Regions from separate parts of the Mus musculus genome. Here region 1 is linked to region 2. The links are chromatin loops, found by intact Hi-C in ENCODE. Cell type or tissue: heart. All regions are shown on one strand. Each heading gives the region's core, and the rest is flanking DNA. Links, peaks and the distances in the headings are about the cores only.

Evidence for each region. A loop is a pair of places that touch in the nucleus more often than their neighbours do. Peaks named below come from ENCODE experiments on the same cell type or tissue, not always from the same donor. Only the 100,000 strongest peaks of a DNase experiment are listed, where the experiment ranks them.
Region 1: it touches region 2 in a loop (2.2-fold over the local background); 4 of 42 quality-filtered maps call a loop at or near these places.

The regions. Positions count from the first base shown.
Region 1 is chr1:152,452,402-152,462,470 of GRCm38, forward strand. The region is part of intron 1 of Colgalt2 (collagen beta(1-O)galactosyltransferase 2); the gene reads left to right. Among named protein-coding and RNA genes, the nearest start is that of Colgalt2, 58 kb to the left of the region's middle. In heart, for the core only: no CTCF peak of the experiment used is centred there; DNase peaks (open chromatin) are centred at 2,340, 3,110, 5,420 and 8,730; H3K27ac peaks cover 1,666 bases.
Region 2 is chr1:152,396,168-152,406,236 of GRCm38, forward strand. Colgalt2 (collagen beta(1-O)galactosyltransferase 2) reads left to right here and starts at 3,700. Exons shown (of 12, transcript NM_177756.4): 1 at 3,700-4,230. The coding sequence starts at 3,971. In heart, for the core only: CTCF peaks have their summits at 3,954 and 5,736; DNase peaks (open chromatin) are centred at 3,754, 3,994 and 4,504; H3K4me3 peaks cover 2,101 bases; H3K27ac peaks cover 921 bases.

The DNA.
Region 1 (10,069 bases), core at 1,486-9,485, 56 kb after region 2:
GCTTGTTGTTTTCAAGGAGGACAAGATGCTAAGGACCCAGGAACATGGGGCACACAGCACCACTGCTTTCTAAACCCATGTCCTCTGTGACATTCTGACACCCCAGACTTCTGCTCTGTCTTGCCTCCTTGACTGAGAAGTCAAGCCCAGCAGATGGACATTTATTTCCCAGAAACCATTTTGAACCGCTCCACACATTTTCTTCTTTCCGGAAAATTCTTCTATCATTCCCTCCTAAATATCTGCTCGTCCTTGTGTTTCCTTAAGGCTCCCCATTTTTAAAGAAGTCTTCCATGGCCTACCCCTCACCTCTCCAGGTATTCCCTCCCCACCGGCACCAGGGTCTGACACACAGAGTTCTAAATACACACCATTATTTCCTAGTGAACTGTGAGGGAGTCTCCTTACCTTGGCTTCGGTGACAAGCTAGGATCTCTCAACAGCTGCTATGACCCTGGCTCAAAGGAAAGGCATGGTAGTGTGGAGGTGTGGAGGTGTGTGTTGAACTGGGGGGGCGGGGGAGGACCGCACAGTGCTATTGTAAGTTCCTGTTAGGTTAAGGGTTTGCTAAGAAGGGAACCACTGGATTTTCAAACACATCCTATGGAATATATCCAGGCCTTGGCTTAATGTAAAGGTGGAGAGTGGGCAGAACAAATAACACTGTTTCCGCAGCACATACATTCTACTCTAACTCAAACTGCCACAAAGTTAATGTCTACTGGGAAGAAGAGAAAAATGGTCGTGAATACTTGAGTCCATTCTCTTTTCCTTCTGTGTTTGAATGGGTGTGTATATTTTTATTAGTTCTATTAGTTCTTTGAGGATATCATACAATGTGTTTTCGTCACATTCACCCAACTCTTCCCAGATGTACCCCCTCGTCACCAAACATTGTGTGCTTTTAAATCAACCTATAAAGACCAATTTGTGCTGCCCAAATATTCTTGGATATGCGATCTTCCACTGGAACACAGTCAACTTACCAGAGACCACACCTAGAGTAACGTGTCTCTCCCTCTCCCACGGTTCCCTTCTTAGCAAACCTGTAACCTAACAGGAGCTTACAATAGCACTGTGCGGTCCCCCCAAGTTCAACACACACACCCATACCTCCACACCTTTCCTTTGTGCCAGGGTCATAGCAGCTGTTGAGAAAATCCTAGCTTGTCACTGAAACCAACCTCTCCACTGCCTGGGGTGGGAGTGTGTGTCCATCTCTCACCTCCATGCACAAATTTTGTGTACGATGTTGCAACCACTGTGAGTTTTGTACAACTTCCCTGCTGTGTCCAAAAGACACTGTGTCCTTGTAGTTATCCACCATCATACACTCTCCTTGGACCCTCTTCTGCACTGATCCCTGAGACTAGCGAGGAGGGTGGGGTATACGTACTCCATTCAGGCCTGGACACTCCGCAGTGTCTTGTTCTCTGCACCTTGGCCATTTGTGGGTCTCTGTGTTCATCAATGTCTACCGCAAACAGATGCTTCTCGGATGAGGCCCGAGGGATGCATTGATCTGTAGATATAATGATAAGCCATTGGGAATAAGTTTAATATTTCATCCATTTGGCAAAATAATAGCAGTATTCTCTCTTACAGCCTATGACCTGTCTAGCAAGAGTAAATTATAACAACTCTGAATTCTTCACTTCAACTGCTTATGTTGAATATTACAAAACTGATTTAACAAGATGCCTATTTCCTACGTGTGTGAGTATGTATGTGTGCGTGTACACTTACAAGTGTACTAGCACGTATGTATGGTAGAAATAGTCATCAGAAAAAGGCCAATTTTCAAAGAAGTTTTGTGATAACCCCCTAAGCTATTTACATATACCATACATGTTGTAAGCTCATTTTACAGATGGCAGGAACAAGATATAGACAGATGGTAGTATCACATCCCCAGTCTCCACAGATTTTTGTTTGTTTCCACTACGGATGTAATTTGTTAAACAGTCGAGTGGCCCAGTTCGATGGGTAACCAAGACACTTACTATCACTGTCGACTGCAATTGTTTCCAAAGAGGAAAGAATCAAAGGTGATCTTTCTGTACAGACTCCTGATTCTTCATCACAGGAACCAGGTAGCCCTTACACTGTGAACATAGTTTATCCAAAGCAGCATGTGGCGCTGAAGCCAAATCCAGGCTATGGGTTGTGGCTTTCTCTGTGGTCACCCTGGCTCTGGCTGACCATGACCTCATGTTTCACATGTTCCGTGTTTTGCCATGACATTGCCCTGCCAGGCCCTCACTGTTTACATCAGTAACGTTTACCCAGCCTCACCATTAGGCAGTGCTGGTGGCCATCCCTCCGGGGTTTAATCATCACGTCTTGTTCCAGCTTCTCCACTCAGCTCCTCCACAAAGACCTGACACTCCCTACATACTAACAGCTGCCCTTGAGACTCTGAGTTCTTGCATCTGCTCATGTTATGAAGTCAAAATACTGTGAAGTACAGGGAGTGTCCTATACCTCAAAACAGACAACTGGACATTTCAAAAGTTAAGAAAATATGCATCAAGGGTTGATTAGAAGTAAAAAGAGAACAAGCTTTGGGACAGAGTCCCTCAGCCTCAGTATAGCGTTGCGGTAAAGACTAGTGTATAATAATTTCAGTGTAGAATATCCTTCAAGATTAGAGTTGTGTATATAAAACATGCAGCTTTATGTCTGAAATGTAGTACACTTTCCATAAGTGGCTGTGTGTGTGTGTGTGTGTGTGTGTGTGTGTGTGTGTGTGTGTGTGTGTGTGTATTCTCTTCCCATGAATATTTGGGGCAACAATACTCAGGGAAAATGAAAACAGACCCACAGAAAAATCTGTGCATGGTGTCCATTGCAGCATTATCTCTAACTACTGGAAAACAAACCTATTCAAAAGTCCATTAGCTAAAGAGAATGTGATATGCCCACGCCATGGAATTTTATTTGGCTGTAGAAGAAAATGAAGTGCTGGTGCGTGTTACAGCGAAGAGCAACCCTGGGGACACACAAAATGAAAGAAACCACACAAAAGACCATTGTTGTACAATTCAGTCTGTACAAACTATCCTAGGCTGACAAATCCATAGAGATTGAAAGTGCAACTGTGGTCATGGAAACTGGGAAGGAGGGAGGGTTCACAGACCCGGGCTTTCTCTCTGGGGGGAAGAAAGCAGTTTGGATGAGACCATGGCGATGTTTGTACAACTTTGTTAATGTATTTAAAATCACAGAACTGTGTGTTTCAAAAGGTAAAGATATCTAAATACATCTGGATAGAACTGCTACTTTAAAGTCGTGAAGCAGTTGTTATGTCTCAGTTGCTAATCAACAGGCGAAGGCACGATGCGGGGGCATAGTCTTTCTCCATGGTGCTTGCTCCTTTTGTTTGAGGATTTTATACATGTATATGATGCTTTAATCAAATCTGCACTAACACTCTCTCTTCATTAATTCTTCCAAGAATTTTGTGGACTTTGCTCTGTGTCCTAGTTAACTTTAATGGTCAATTTTGACATATCTTGATGGGAAAAGCCTCTATTGAGAAATTGCCTAGCTTAGATTGGCTTGAAGGCATGTCTGGCATGTATGTGTGTGTGGTGTGTGTGTATTGATTGCTAATTAGTATAGGAGGACCCAGTCTCTAGGCACAGCCCATTTCCTGACTGTGTAGTTCTGGAAGAAGGCTAGCTAAATATGACTCTGAGAGGGAGCAGGCAGCAGTATTCTTCATGGTTTCTGCTTTGGTTCCTGCTTGCGCTCCTGCCCAGACTTCCCTCAGTGATAGACTATGACCTGGATTTTTAACCAACAAACATTTCTCCTTTAAGCTGCTTTTCATCAGAGTGTTTTATAACAGCAACACAAGCAAACAAGAGCATTCCACCTGTGTGTAACTTTCCACTGGCGTTGAAGATGCTTTCTGTGTTGATGCAGAGAAATGATATTTTTTTCTATCCTCCTAGGCATATTTGAAATATTTAATTACTAAACTATGTGCCCTGAGCAGGAGATGGATGGGCCTTGGCTACCAAGAGCTGAAATAATGTCGTCTTTGTGTTGGGTTCATGGTTTCCTGAGAGCCTTGCCAGGCTGGAATATTTTCATGGCATTTCAGCCTGAGAGCTCTCATAGGTAAAAAAAGAAAGAAAGAAAAAAAGAAAACCCAGACTTTTATCTCTAACGCCTGCATACCTGGCTTCTTTTAAACAATTGAAAAGTCTAGTGTTTCTGAACATAGTCTCTCATGGCAACACTCAGATGCAGCCTGCCAGTGCCTCTCATTAACAGTCCCCTACTCATTCCTATTTGTGCTCAACTTTTAAAGGCTTTGCATGGGATATGTCCCCTTGAGATTTTGTCATTCAGTCGGTCATCAAGTCCACACTCGGTAGTTACTTTATACTACAGACTCTGATAAGGATGGGATAAATTTTTATTCTCAGGGACGAGTCTGATAACAAAGAAATCAACCCAGTGGGTCATAATATATGAGCAAATGTAGCAGTGGACGGTTAGTGAGAGATACAGGCATCTAAGCCAGGCGGAGATGGCCAGCGTGAGAGCGGGTGGCATCAGACTCCTGGAGACAACCCTGCAGCCTTGCTTCAAGGGGGAAACATGTCATCATTAACTATCTTCAGAGTACTTGTACACAAGACGGGACTTAGTAGTGATGGTCAGGGGAAAAAAAAGAAAATGAAGAGTGGGTGAAAGTGGTGGGGGAAAGAATAAATGAGGAACAAAGGATTGTACAAACAGGAAAAGGAGGTACTTAGACAAAGGCAGAACAGACTGGTCCTGTCTCAGATAAACACACTTGATATTTCCATAGACTTGTAGGGTTTTCACTCAAAGGGAAACTGTGATGAATTAGGGCAAGCAGAGCTTGAGGCAGATAGATGACCCTGCCCATTTTTCTTGTTTCCTGTTGGGAAATTTCCATCCTCTCCTCCTGAAGAAACCATATTGGTTGTGTATACTGATATCCTTTGCACAGAACGGGGCGCCTTCCGGTCTGACAGGTGTCTCGTGTGCATCTACTTGCAGGTGGGACAGTGTGATGGAAAAGTTGAGTTGGGGACTCAGAAGGTCAGAAAGAAAAGCACTAAGGACCTGTAGGGTAAAATAAAAGAGAAAAAAAGAAAGAAAGAAAAATCCCTGACTTGACATTATAAGATAAGGAACCTCCCAAGGAGCCATTGAGTTTGTTTTGTGATAGCCTCTAGCGCTGGGCATGCAGCCTGCCCTTAAGAATGATTTGTTTTCACAGTGAAACTCCCCTGGAGAAAACTAAATTTTCCTTTTTAAGTGGCTATCAGTTGGAGGTTGCTTCTGGGTTAGACGGTAGGACGTGTATCTGCTTTTCCTCTCAGCTCTAGGACTCCCGCCTGTGCAGGCCCTGTGCGTGCTGCCTCTGTTTCTGAGAGTGCATTGTGTGCCTTGGTCCAGCTGTTTTTCAAAGGCCTTGTTCCCTGGTGTCCTCCATCCCCTCTGGCCCTGGCTCTGTCTTCCCTTTTACAGGGTTCCCTGAGCCCTGAGGAGAGGGATTTGATGGAGACACCATGCTTACAGCTGAGTGTTCCATGGGTTCTCATTCTCTGGATAATGTCCGGCTGTGGGACTCTATTTGCTCCCATCCGATGCAGGAGGAAGCATCTCTGACGATGGCTGAGGAGGGCACTGACTGATCTATGAATAGAGCAGAATGTCCTTAGGAATGAGCTTATTGTTATCTTCCTTTAGTAACACAGTACTGTTTGATTTTACCTTGGGTTCCTGGGCTACCTACTGTCAGGTTTTTGGTCACCCAAGCAGCATCAGGTATGGGTTCCATCTCAAGCAGTGGGCCTGAAGTCAAATCAGACATTGGTTGGCTACTCCCACAGGGGTTGTATGTCCTATGTAGCACTTGCCCAGTCTTTGGTGCCATGCCTGTGGTTGTTTCTGGAATAAAGGGGTGCACTGAGGGGAGTGGTTAGAGCACAGATATTTATTTTGTTCACAAGGAGAGTTTCATAAGAAATTAATTTATCTCATTTCCTGGTCTATTAGGACCTAGGAAAGGGGTTTTATTGGGAGAACTCTCCAATTCCCTATTTTGTATTTGTATCCTTAATCTCTTGCAAGCGTGCATGCGAATGTGTGTGTGTGTGTGTGTGTGTGTGTGTGTGTGTGTGTGTGTGTATAATCTGTATCTAGTTTCCACCCACCAAGATGGGTTCTAGATATTTGAAACCCTACTGGGTGACCAGGAAGCAGGAAACAATGGGCATACTTTGTAGTGGCTAAGTGTAGGCCTCCCTTTGGTAGGTCAGCTGCTGGGAAGGATCTTCCTGGGGTCAGAATAAAGATGGGGTGCTTTATGAACTACCGTAATTGAATATTAATTTCATTAGTTATTTTCAAAAGAGGAATTTTATTTTTAGGTGTAATTTTTGTTTGTTTGTTTGTTTGCTTGCTTGTTTTTATATCTTCACCAATGAACCGTTAATGAGTGAAAACAGCCACTGAAGTGGGCTCTTTCATGGTTAAAATCTCAAGGTGGAAAATTCACTCTTTTGGCAGTTTCTACTCATGGTGAGAATGGTCCAGGCCCTGACTAGCAGTGTTCATTCCACCACTGTTCTCTGAATGACTGCTGTTTGGAGATGACGGTTTTTTGACATCAGCTGGAGTCCTGTTACTCCATATGCCAAAGGCCTAGACATTCCAAGGTGCCAGGGAAGCCAAGAACATTCCCCAGGACCCAGTGCATATGGAAGTGATCGAGAATGCATGCCCTGGAGAGCTGAGAAATCCAGTCTAGCTTCAGTAGGGTTCCAGTGGCCCCCGGCTTACCAACGTGACTTTAGCCCTAACAGCCTCTGAAGGACATGCGGTTAAAGTAAATGAACCGGTTCTAATTATTTCAAGCTGGTTATCACTTAAGAGCCAAGATTTCAGAATAAAAACCGACTTTCTGGAACAAGGAGAGATGGCAGGCTTAGCCTAGCTGCTTTTAGATATTACCAGGTAAATCTGAGTCCTGGCGCCACCCCTGTTATCCTTGAAGCCCTGGCAGCCTACAGACAGGCTTCTTCAGTGGCCCATGGGCTCTCTTCCACCAACCAGCAGCAATGTGCCCACCAGCCCAAGGCCTTCCTCGGCTGACACAATCCTACATGTGCTATTGGCCACAATTCCAGGGTGTTGGCTTTTGACCCTTTTTGATGCCTGAACCTTTACTGACTTTCAAAGCTAGAGGTGACGAAGACTGGGTACAAGGAAGGCTTTAGATGTGGCCTGTGTGTCCCCTGGAGCCATGTGGGTGTTGCACCTGTTTCTGTCAGCCCTGCCCTCCCTGTATGGAAGGAAGTAATCCTGTCTACTTCTTTTTCGTTTTCTATGATGATGCTATTTTCTGTTTTCTTTTTTAATTCCTTGGGGGCTTTGAGATGCCATTCCTTTGTATTAGTTGGCTAAGTCTATAGTAAGATTTTGATTCCTTTTTCATTTATTTCAGTGTATAGTTTTTGGTTGTTCTCGTCATGGTTTCTCTGGGTATTGCAACTAACAACTAAGTTTATAATTAGTGTTCAGGTCGGTAGCTATGTAGTTTTAAGAGTGCATGAAGACTTTGGTCCTATATAGCTTTTTCTCTCCTTTTTATTTTCTTTAAATCACAAATCATATGTGATATCATGGTGTTCATTCACTTATAATTATTGCTTTATAAAGTAATATTTTAAATACTATAGGCAAAATATTTTATAAAATTAAGATACTTCAACACTGAGAAAATAAGCAAAGAGGTGCTAATGGACAAAGAGGATCAAACTATGAGCACTGAAGCCATCCAAGGCCACAGCTCCTCTAAAAATGAAAGAGGGACACCCCTCAGTGCTACAGGGTCTAAGTGTTCCCTAGAGGCAAAGAGAAACCCCTGCATGTTTGTCAATTCCACACAGTTATTGGGAAGAGGAAACACAGCTGAGAAAATATCTCCATCAAGTTTCCTGTAGGAAAGTCCGGAGGCCATTTTCTTGATTAATTATTTATGTGAGAGGTCCCAATGTGTGGAGGGGGCTGTCACCCTGGACAGTGGTCCTGAGTTGTTTAAGAGAGCAGCTGAGCAAGCCAGAAGCAACTCAGTAAGCCGTGTTCCTCCAAGGTCTCTTCTTCAGTTGCCTGCAGGTTCCTGACCTGACTTTCCTCAATGATGAAGTGTCGCCTGAGTATTACAAGCTGAAATAAGTCCTTTCCTCCCCAAGTTGCTCTTAGTCATGGCATTTACTATAACAATAGAAACTAAGACAGTGGCCTTCAAAACCCAAACTCTGATCTTAAAAAAAAATAATAATCAGTAAAGCTCAATCATAGTTTTTCAGTGTTAGCTCAGAAAGGTCTGAGCTCCCCTTTCACCCGAGTGTAATTCAGAGAGACCGTGGGACAGAGATAAATGATCAAGAACCCGCTTTTCCAGCAAGCACATGGATCTTAATTGGAGCTACTGTACCAATGTATCTTAGATTACATCATCTGTAAGCGAAGGACTTGGCTTTGGAGCCTGGGAAGTACAAGATCAAGTTGCTGGTAGAGCTGGTGTCAGATAAGGGCTCCACCTCTGCCTCACAGTTGGTAGCTTGTTGCTGCTCCCTCAAATAGCAGGAGGAGCCCATAAGGCTTGCCCACCCTCTCGAGTGAACAGCCTTCTAAAGGCCCAGAGTCTTATGCAATCACATTGGCCCCAAGTCCCACCTTCTGACTGGATTCCAGAGGAACATTTGGACCACAGCACCATGTTTGTGTTTCCGTGGACAGTGTCTGGTTTAGTGGCCACAGATGATCTGTGGAACACTTGTCCAGGCGTCCAGCTATCTGCTGTGCCATGATGGGTTTGTGGTGTCATTTGCTTGGCACACATTTATTTTCTTGATGCTGGGGATTCAATCCAGAGCTGTGTATATGCTATGGAAGTATTCTACCATTGAGCCACATCCCAACCCACATCACCGGTTTTCTTCAGTGTCTGAGGGATGCCCCATTACTCCTCTGGGTACCTTTCCTGGTCTGTCTGACAAAGGATAAGGACTCTGAGGAATTCTCACTTTCCATTTGGATCTGATGGAGCTCGCAAGTTTACGCGAAGAGCCAGAGAGCCTCAGCTTGTCCTGAAGGGATGCACACGTGTCCTGTGCTTTCAATTGGATGTCTTTGTATTCTTATGGTGAATATGAATGAATCTCGTGGTGGAACATGCCCCTCACTGGTACATTATCTTGCAGGACTATGAAAAAAGAACCATTAACGCACGCCTCATGTCTCCTCCAGGAAACCGCACCTGAGCCTCTCCTGCTTCGGCCTGTCTGAGTATCCCTGAGCCCACATGCTTTTTCATTATTATGAATACACAGAAACACTTATTTGTTCGGGAACAGAAAAGCTGTAGTCAGACCTGTCTGCCTGCGTTTCTGTGTATTTAGCTAGGGAGGTCTTAGTGGGAGATAAAGGGCTTCCTGCCTGGGCTGGGCTGGGCTGGTCCAGCAGCGCTCTTCTTCCTCTGGGACCCGCTGTTGGAAAGATGGGCCCAGAACATCAAAGGTCAGAGGAAAAGTTTCTCCCTCAGCTGCAGCCAGGAAGCTGTCCTTTGCTGAGGAAGCCAGAGAACAAAGGGAACTCTACTCACTGGGAAGGAACTGTGGGCCTGCCTTAGCTCTGTGCTTCTATTTTTAGTTACACATGGGTATCTCTGCAGAGTCCATGAAACCACCTTCTCAGTACAGCAGAGGATATTTAGGCAGATTTGGGGATTGTTTCATCTGCAGGCCAGAAACCTTTATTTCCTCTAATAACAATATTTTTAAAAGGGACTGGGAAATGCTTCCATATGCAAAGAGGACAACGAGAACATAGTCCTGTGTGACAAAGAAACAACCGCGAAGAAAAATGAGTAAATTATTTCACATTACTTAAAAAACAATGAAAAATATCGGAATTCTATGAAGAATGTTATGCTGTAAATCTAATTCTGGTCCAGGAGTGACTCTACTCGTGCTTCACTTCGTGAGAGAGTGGCTTGATGCTCCCTGCACTC
Region 2 (10,069 bases), core at 1,345-9,344:
TGGAGCTTTAGATTGGAAAAGCAATTGAACACTTTAAACAGGGCTTACTGGGCCATCCCAGTGGAATGTGACAGATGCTGAGAGCAACATAAATTATGATGACCTGGCTCAAGATATTTCAGAGGGAAAAAAATATTAGTATGTGGCCTAGAGACCATTCTTGTGATACTTTGGCAAAGAAAGTGGATGATTTTTGCCCTTGTCCAAAAAAAATCTGCCTGAGATCAAATTGAAGTGTTTGGATTGATGGCATTGACAGAGATTTCAAGACACCTTAGTATTGACTGTGTTGTGCGGTTATTAGTGGTAAATTTTATGCAAATCTATAATGTAAAGAGGCAATCTTGACCCGTCCAGCAGGTCCAGTTATTCGAGGTCTCAAGGGGACCTTCTCCTAAGAACCAAATGGGGGGATAGAGAGAGAGAGACAAGGACCAAGTGCAAGAACGACACGGAAATATTCTGAGTGGCATCAAGGTCCCAACTGTATTCAGCAAGGCTCAAGGCTTAAATGCACAAGCAAAAGGGGAAGTACTTCTCAGCAGGAGGAATGGGGCAGCGGAAATGCACCTCAGCAGGAGGGATGGGGCAGCAGAAAAAGAGGAAGCACTTCTCAGCAGGAGGGATGGGGCAGCAGAATTTTTTCTTTTGGCGACTACAAGGGGAAACAGGAACTTGGTGGTATCAAGGTACATCTTGAGGTCAGGACATCCAGCGGCGCTGACTTCTCAGAGCAGTGCGTCGGTGGCCCGCTTTTGACCCCCTTTTCTTCGGGGGGGGGGGCGGAGAGGCCCAATTCAGAGATCAAGAGTTGTCTTAATAGCTCCCAACACAATCTGAGAAAGGAAAATATAAAATGTAAAATCTGAAGAACAAAGGGCATCAGGAAATGAAGTCCCAGTGCTCAAGGAGATAAATCTAAAGAAAAGCCTGATTCTTCATGGAATAAAGGGAGCTGTGACCTCAGGGTGAGACCCCACCCAGATAATCTTCCAACTTGTGAAAATGAATTGAAGAAAAGCTTAAGCAGTGAAGGAAGCCACCAAGAAGAGAAAGCTAATATAATTGTAATTTTACAAGGGGCCAAGTTCCAGCCCCATCAAGCAGCTTAACCTGGCAACGTTGGTCATATCAGTTTTTTGGCTTTAGAGCCAAGAATAGAAGAAAGGGTTTGTGGAATCTTCCTCCATGGCTGAGGAAAGCTTCTGAGGCCAGGGGTGTGTCAGGGATGTCCCTGCATGGAGGCCCAGACAGTGTGTAAATCTGTGATTGGGGATCCAAAGATGCGGGAGATGTCAGAGTTATGAGATGCCTGCCAGGGAGGGCTGCAGGATGGGGGAGAAACCAGGCCAAGAGAGAGAAGAATGTTTCAGTCAACAAAGCTATAAGAGTTTGGAGATTTGAAGAGCGCTTTGATATCAGACGTGGAGAGGCAGAATTTGGAGTTTGTTCCGCTGGTTTTAGGTCTTGTTCTGGTCCAATATTTCTTCATTATGTTCTGTGTGTGTGTGTGTGTGTGTGTGTATGTGTTTCTGTATGTTGGAAGTATGTGATCTGCTTTTTTTATTTTGATTTTGCATGGTGCTACAAGTAAGAGAGTGCCTCAAGTCTCAGAAAAGATTTCTAACTTTGCACTTTTAAATGCTGTTGAGATTGTAAAAGACTGTGGGGGCTTCTGAGGTTGGACTAAATGCATATTGCCTTATGATGAGGCATCAAGTCTATGGGAGACAGGGAGTGGAATTCAGTTGTTTAAATAAGAATGGTCCTCATAAACCAATATATTTAAATACTTAGTCACCAGGAAATGGAACTGTTTAAAAGGAACAGAAGGACTGGGAGGTGTGGCTTTGTTGGACGAAGTGTGTCCCTGGGGATGAGCCGAGCTCTCTTTCTCTGCCTGTGGATTAGGGTATAGCTCTCAGTTGCTTCTCCAGCATCATCTGGTGCCTGCTACCATGCTCCCACGGTGATGATATTAATTAAACCTCTGAAACTGTAAGCAAGGCCCCTGTAAATAATTAAATGTTTTCTTCTGTAAGTATTGTGTTGGTTGTAATGTCTCTGTACAGCAACTAAGAGAGGAAGGAACTTGTAAACAAGCAGAACTTGAAGAAGTCAAGGAGTGGAGCTTACATGACAGAGGCCTGGAAAGCTGACAAAAAAAAAAAAAAAAAGATCTCACTACTTTTGTAAATACCAAAGTCTCTGTGGACTTTGCCAGAATATTTCCAGGGGAAAGAACTGGACGAAGTCACCTTTTGCTATGACAGGAGCAAAGGGAGATTAAGAAAGAGAGGAAGGCAGTATTGACTCCTTTCATGGAGCTTGACCAACAGAGTGTCACTAGGAGACAAAGGTTGTTAATTTTGTTTCAGAAGCAGGGTTTTACATAGCCCAGGTTACATGACATTGTGACATGTAGGTAGCTAAGGTTACCTTGAACCCCTGATTCCTGTCTCTACCTCCTTAGTGTTGGAATGGGGAGCCTGGCCACAATGTCTACTGATGCTTATAAAAAGTGTTTGTTTGTTTGAAGGACGTGAGAATGGTCTAAGTTTTAGGATGAGAGAAGAGAGTTGCTACAAATGGACCAGTTGAAGGTTTGGAGAGCAGAGAAGAGCAAGTTGAGGCCTTCCAACAGTTATGGAGAAGGGACAACACAGTAAAAGACAGTGTGTCAGAGCTGGGGCTGGTTGGCCTGGCAGTGAAGGTCATGAACTTGCAGGGCCCCTAGTTCAGCCTGCACACAGGGTAAAGGCTGTGGATTTCATGCCACAGTTTACTCTGGTCCCTGTGTTATCTTCAAAGTAAATAACCTCTAGCTGAGTATTCCAGCTGCTTAAACATTTTGTCAAATGATTGTGTTTTGTGTTCTACCTTGGCCCTGTCTTCTGGCCTTCATTCTCTCTCTTCTCTTTGACTTGTGCTGATCTTCCCACTCTTTGTCAGTTTGCGTGATTAAGGGGGGGGGGGGGGCATGTGAATCTTCCTTTTCATCTCCTCACTTAGGAAGGTGCTCCTTGGACTTGAGAGATAAAGTTCTTACTGCAACCTTTCTTGGGAAGAAAAAAAGAAAGGAGAGAGAGAGAGAGGGAGAGGGAGAGGGAGGGAGGGAGGGAGGGAGGTAGAGAGAGAGAGAGAGAGAGAGAGAGAGAGAGAGAGAGAGGAAGGGAGGGAGGGAGAAAGAAAAGACAAGAAGAGAAGAGAAGAGAAGAGAAAAGAAAGAAAAGAAAAGAAAAGAAAAGAAAAGAAAAGAAAAGAAAAGAAAAGAAAAGAAAAGAAAAGAAAAGAAAAGAGGCTCCAGAAGAGTGATCCATTCGGAGCTATTATTTTCAGGGTTCTGATTTGAGGTCTAAAATTCTCCAAGTCTTCAATTTTTCAGAAGTTGTATGTCTATGGAATACAAGCATTCTGCCTCTGTAGATGTTATAACATTGTTTCTCACAGTCCTGGGTGGTTGAGGAGACCTCCAGTTTTAGAACTCTAATCTGTCAATAGGTGCATTATAAAGCCCTGGATACATCGCGTCACTGTGAAGAACTTCAGACTGCGGTTAGAAAAAGCAGAATAAATTTTCTTGGGGTTGTACCGTTATGTATACACACACACACACACACACACACACACACACACACACACACACACACTCTCCCATTGGCAGACAGGGCCACACCTCACAGCTCTGGAGGAAGCCGCAGACCTCAGCTGTACAAGCGCAGCCTGGACTAGGGGAACTTTCCCTGGAACTCGGGAAGATCAGCCTCCCGGAGTCGACCTGTCTGCAGGGCGGAGCGCGGGGCAAGCGCGGGTGGCAGGGAGTCGGTGCACAGGGGACTCAGGTCAAGGCTGGTCGGCGGCGGGTCCTGCGAGCCTCAGAAATCAGTGCCGGTGCACGCTCCCGCCGTCCCGGGGCAGCCGCATCCCCGGCGCCGCTGGCAGCATCGCCGCCTCCCGCCGGCTACGGAACATGGCTGCGCGCCTCGCCACTGTCGCCTGCGCGCTGTTCCTGCTGTCCTCCGCCCTGCTCCGCCTCGGCTGCCGGGCGCGCTTCGCCGCCGAGCCCGACTCGGATGAGGACGGAGAGGAAACGGTGGCGTTCCCCGAGTCGCCCCCGCAGAAACCCACGGTGTTCGTGGTCGTTCTCGCCCGCAACGCTGCGCATACGCTGCCTTACTTCCTCGGCTGCCTGGAACGGCTGGACTACCCCAAGAGCAGGATGGCTATCTGGTGAGCGGGTAGGGGTCCTGGGCCACCGCGGGGAAGATGAGGGCAGCTTGCTGCGCACACTCCCTTGCTGCCCGCGTGGGTCCTGGACTGAGAGAGTGGTGGGGCCGGGAGGGAGATGAGAAAACCTATGGACGAGAATCTGGAGACCTTGACTTTCCTCATCCCCCTCCTCTTCCTGGTTTCTACTGGGAGAGAGTGTCTTCTCCAGATGCGAGACACAGAACTTAATTAACTAAGGCAGGAAAGGGGTCCACAGAGACTTGGGAGATGGAGAGTGAGTCACCCGGACTTGCAGGTGCTAGGAGTCTGCTCTCTGAGTAACTCGGCTTCTGGTCCTCCCCTGGGTTATCTGAACTCAGGGATGGAGATTTTGAAACTTTGTTTGGAGTCTTTCCAATCACACCACACTGTGGGCTGGTCTTTTCTTGGGAGCTCCAGAAGGTCCCTGCCTGTTCAGCCTCCTGAGACACGTTCCCACTGCAGATGCAAACTGTACTGAGGTGCCCTAGGGTCTATGATGGGCCATTGGAGCCATCATTGGGAGGATAAACAGTCAAGTTTTGTCTTCAGGCTAAAGAATTCTATGCTTGGTCCCTTTGTGTTTGCTGTGGATCAGGACAGGGAATCAATGGAAGTCTGTCCCTTCCTCCCGTAGACCTCAGTCCATCCAGTTCCACACCTTTAAATCCAAGCATTCGTGGTGGAGTCGGGCAGGCAAGCTCTAGATGGTCTGCAGAGAAAGTAAAATCTGGCCAGGGAAGACAAGCTGTCCGATTGTTAGGCAATCCTCCCTTATTCCTGAGATTAAAAGCTAGAGCCATCCTGGAATGTTTTTTGAAAGGAGCTATCCCCAGACAAGACATATCCTAAAGCAGAGGTGGGGAGAGAGGAGGCAGGGAGCTAATTGGCAGCCTAACAGTGCCTGGTAGCAGAGGTACTGAGGCGCGAAAGCAAACAAGAGGCACAGTACAGCTCTGTGGGCTCACTGCTTCCCTATACACCCTGCCATACGTGACTGCTCCCACGGAGAAGAGCATGTTATGTGCAAAGAAAGTGGGAACGTTGGTAAGCCAGATTTGCGCTCTGTGTGTGTGTGTGTGTGTGTGTGTGTGTGTTTTAACCATTTCCATGCCAGAAGCATTTCAAATCTCAAGTTTCGTCTCGCTTTCTTTGCAAAAGAAATCGTCTACATATGGTTTTGGTTTTTATGTGCTATATAAGTTCTCAAACCTTACAGTATTTACCATGAGGAGTTAGGAGAAGGAAAAGCGAGTACTGAGACTCACTTAAGGCTACAGAATTAATAAATGGTATATTGACAAAAGCAACTCAAGGAAAGGAAGTTCGAGGGTATAGTTCACCATGGTGAGAAAGGCTTGGTTGCAGAAGTGTGAGATCGCTGGTGCCATTGAAACAACAGGCAGACTGCAGAGAGATAGATGGTGATCCACTTGCTGTCTCTGGTTTAGCCCAGGACCCCTAGCCATGGAACAGTGCCGCCTACAGTCTGGGTAGGTCTCACTTCCCTGCTGGGAGCAACTTCATAGCCACACCCAGAAGTATCTTTCCTTGGTGATTTAAAACCCAATGCAATCCAGGTAACAATGAAGATAGGATTACCACAAAAGATAAAACTAAAATCTTCTCAGGAGTTTGTCTACAGACTGCTTGCTCTTCAAAGGGAGGAAGGTTAGGAACAAAATATAAGCAAAACTTGCAGACATCTATAAATTACAAATTAGAATATCCGAGAATAGCATATGTGATTGGGACCACATGTTACAGAATCCATAAACATCGATTTCTCATAAGTATAAGAGAGCTGGAGTAAATGATTGTAAAATTTCTGTTTTTGTTGTTTTTGGTTTTGTTGTTGTTGTTGTTGTTGTTGTTTTGTTTTTCGAGACAGAGTTTCTCTGTATAGCCCTGGCTGTCCTGGAACTCACTTTGTAGACCAGGTTGGCCTTGAACTCAGAAATCCGCCTGCATCTGCCTCCCGAGTGCTGGGATTAAAGGTGTGCGCCACCATGCCTGGCAACTGTAAAAATTCTTACTAGCTTAAATTCTATATAGATTTTGTGATATAACTGATGTCAACAAGCAGCTGATGTCTAATCCTAAATTCCATGGGTGTTCCTGATCACATGAACCTTAGGGTGAACCTGATCACATGTTCTGCTTAGATGAGTGCCATTCTAATTCTGCATAGACTGCCGTGGCCTCTTTCCCCTTATCTTCACTTACAGTCCGTGTCACTGCACTTATCCTTTACGGCCAGTATGAGAAGGCTGAGGAAGATTCCCCACACTTGGCGAGGACAGGGACAATCTTTGCATTAGTCTCTGGGCACACTTGGTTCTCTTAGAAATCCTATATAATGCCTTAAATATCAACAGAAATTCCAGTTCTTAGGGGGCCAGAGATATGGCTCAGTGGTTAAGAGCATTTGCTGCTCTTGCAAAGGACTAGACTGCAGTTCATTTCCCAGGACCATGTCAGACAGCCACCCAAATCTCCCGGTCCAGGGTATCCAGCGCCCCATTTGGTCCTCTGCAGACACACACCCACATGTGGCCTCAGAGACACAGAGATACAGAAAAATGAATAAATCTATTTTAAAAGTCAATTTTAAAGTAGTCTCTAGAAGAGAATTTGTCTGGGAGAGTTCTAGGTTATGACGTAGACAGCGATGCAGTGGAATGTGTGGTCATGACGATCTTCTACTAGTTGCTTCCTTCTTCTTTCTTCAACCCAAGACCTACTCAGCATCCGAGATGCCAAACTTCCTTCTTCTTTCTTCAACCCAAGACCTACTCAGCATCTGAGATGCCAAACAGGATGTCTACTCTGTAACTTTAAAAAGTGGCTGTGAGCTACCAAGAGCATCTAAGCAAGCATTGCCGAGTACAGTCTGGGATGCTAGCTTTCGCCAAGTGGTGTTTCAGTAACTCGGTGCAGACTTTCTTCTCCTTCACCCTCTGTGAGGTCTGGAAGAACATGGGATAGGATTTTTTTCCTAGATCATTGAAGATCAAAACATTTCTCCCTAGCTGACAGCATCATTGAGACTGGCCATGGGTCACATGCAGACTTCCTTGCCGTGTGATTCTCTTATGGAACATTCTAGATCTGATCTGTACTACACACACACAGGTGAGAAGCAAACCAACTCTGCTTTTGGAAAATGCATTTGGGGTTGGAGAGATTGATTGAGCACAGGAAAAGTTTTGTTTCATACTACTTCATAGCAGCAAAGGGCGGGGGGAGGGGAGGGGATTCCATTCTCATGTCTGATCTCAAACTCAACACAGTCGTTGTTTTTCTTCAAGTATCACAATCTGGGATATGAAACAAGGCAGGAACTTCATCCCGTATGCTCTAAAACTCGTGTTACTGTGCTGAGGTACAGGAACCGTGAGGCCTGTGCCATGAGGCAGTGTGCTTTGATGGCTTCTCTTTAATTCACCGCTGCCCAGAACAAGCAGCCACAGCCATAGAGGGAAGTCCGACCTCTGTCCACTTTCCAAAGCTGTGGTTTGGCTAAGTAAGGCCCATGTACCAGTAGCGAGAACTGGAAAAGGGTACATTTGGCCCAAAAGAAGAAATAACTCAATCCAAAAAAAGACCTTAAGTTTATCATTTGGCTGGCCCATGGAGCTTGTGGGGAGAGTCACACAGCAGTAGCTGCTATGTGAGTGTGGACCAATCCGGGCATTTCATCTGGCAGAGGGGTGCAAAGTATTATACTCAATTGAGGACCACTTTTTATGGTGTTAAATAAATGGATAAGATGTGTTGGCACAAGTATACAGCAATGGGCTTCTGCTTGTTCTGAGGAACTAGCGTGGATATTTCGCTCCCTACTTTATCTCTGCCTTGTTTGGGGATTAGCAGGAATTTACTTCTACATTTTAATGGCCAAGCAGCAGGATTCTGGCAGAAGCTCAACTAGATACACTGATGTGAGTGTGTTTGTAAACTGTCCTAAACGGCAAAAAGTGATAGTGTTCAGCACCTGGGATGGAAATGATGTCGTAGTTTGCCAGGAGCATGGCTCGCACTGTTATCCCTTCAAAGACAAGCTCTAGCAGTTTTACAAGCATGGCTCACACTGTTATCCCTTCAAAGACAAGCTTTAGCAGTTTTACAGCGAAACGGATGCTTCTTTAGTGGCCTTCTTGATATTATTTTGTTTTCTTTTTTCTTAGTTTTCTACCACCATGGTTCATCAGAATGGGGTTAAGGTTTTTACAGATTAGAATCAAGTGGACTGAGGTTAAGGTTTTCTGGGTCACCATGGGCGTCTGTGGTGAGATGGACCTTCCTCATTTAAAAGTAACTGACATTAGGCCTTTCTCAAATAGTTAATGTACTGAGAAGTGAGGTGTATGCGCCAAGCCTTTTGCTGAAATGCTGCTAAATAAATGGGAGTACCTATCCTATTAAACTTGTTTTTTCTTCCTTAGCTTTGTATTTAAAAAATGAAATTTTGTTTTTTAGGGTTTTTAATGATTTTTTTCATTTATTAGTGTGTGCGTCTCTCTCTCTCTCTCTCTCTCTCTCTCTCTCTTTCTCTCTCTCTCTCTCTCTCTGTGTGTGTGTGTGTGTGTGTGTGTATGAGAGAGAGAGAGAGAGGACAACTTGCTGAAGTTGGTTGGTTTTTTTCCACCAAGTGGGTTCCAGGGATTGGATTCAGGCTGTTAAGCTTGGGTACAGGCACCCTTACCCTTGTGCCTTGTCATCAGGTCTCAAAATGAAGTTTTAAAAAAGCACTCTGGCCTCCATTAATGTACACTCAGTATACGGTTATCCAAAATAACATAAAATAGCAAGTAAAAATATTAATCATTTTAGCAAAAAGCTACCAGCACAACAAAACTAACATCTATAGGTCAGTATTCTTAAGGTTTTGTGTGGCGTGCTGGCTAGTCTTATGCCAACTTGACACACAAACTGAGAAAATGACTTCCTAGGATTTGGCTGTAAGGCATAGTCTTAATTAATGATTGATGGAGGAGGGCTCAGTCCATTGTGGGTGGAGCCATCCCTGGGCTGATGGTCCTGGGTTCTGTAAGAAAGCAGATTGAACAAGTCACAGGAAGCAAACCAGTAAGCAGCATCCCTCCATGGCCTCTGCATCAACTCCTGCTCCCAAGGTCCTGTCCTGACTTCCTTCAATGGTGAACAGTGATGTGGAAGTATAAGTTGAATAACCTTTTTCTCCCCAACTTGCTTTTTGTTCATGGTGTTTCATCGTAGCAATAGATACTCTAACCAAGACATGTGGTAACAGGCTTATTCCCAGTAACAAATCTAGGAAGGGCGATTACAAATTTCACTATCTCACTTCATATAAGAGGAAACTGAGGCACAGAGAATGTAAGACTAGCCCATGGTGGAGTCAGAACGTGAGCCTGTAACTGACGTACCTCAAAAAGTACACACGGTCCACTTAGGAGCAAGAAAGGTCCAACTCGTTCTCCCTTTTGCTTCTGTCCAGTTGACTCGGCTTGGGAAGAGAAGACCACCCACATCTCTTTCAAATGAGGATTGTCTCTTCTGCTTGAATGATAGCGGGGCTCCATGGTTCTCTTCCGTTGTCCTGATCATTTCGTCACTTAGCTCAGGCACTGACTAGTTACTGACCTCAGCGCTGTTTTAGAAGATTCCACAGGAACAAATAATAAATACTAAAAGGTGTGTCATGTATATGCATGAAGGTCGCTTTCTGCAACCAAAAAGAAACCTCTCACGCATGACTAGTGGCAGTAATTCAAACAGAACCTTGTATATGTTGGTTGACCATATTTTGGCTCCATTTTGCTAAAGCGTTCAGATT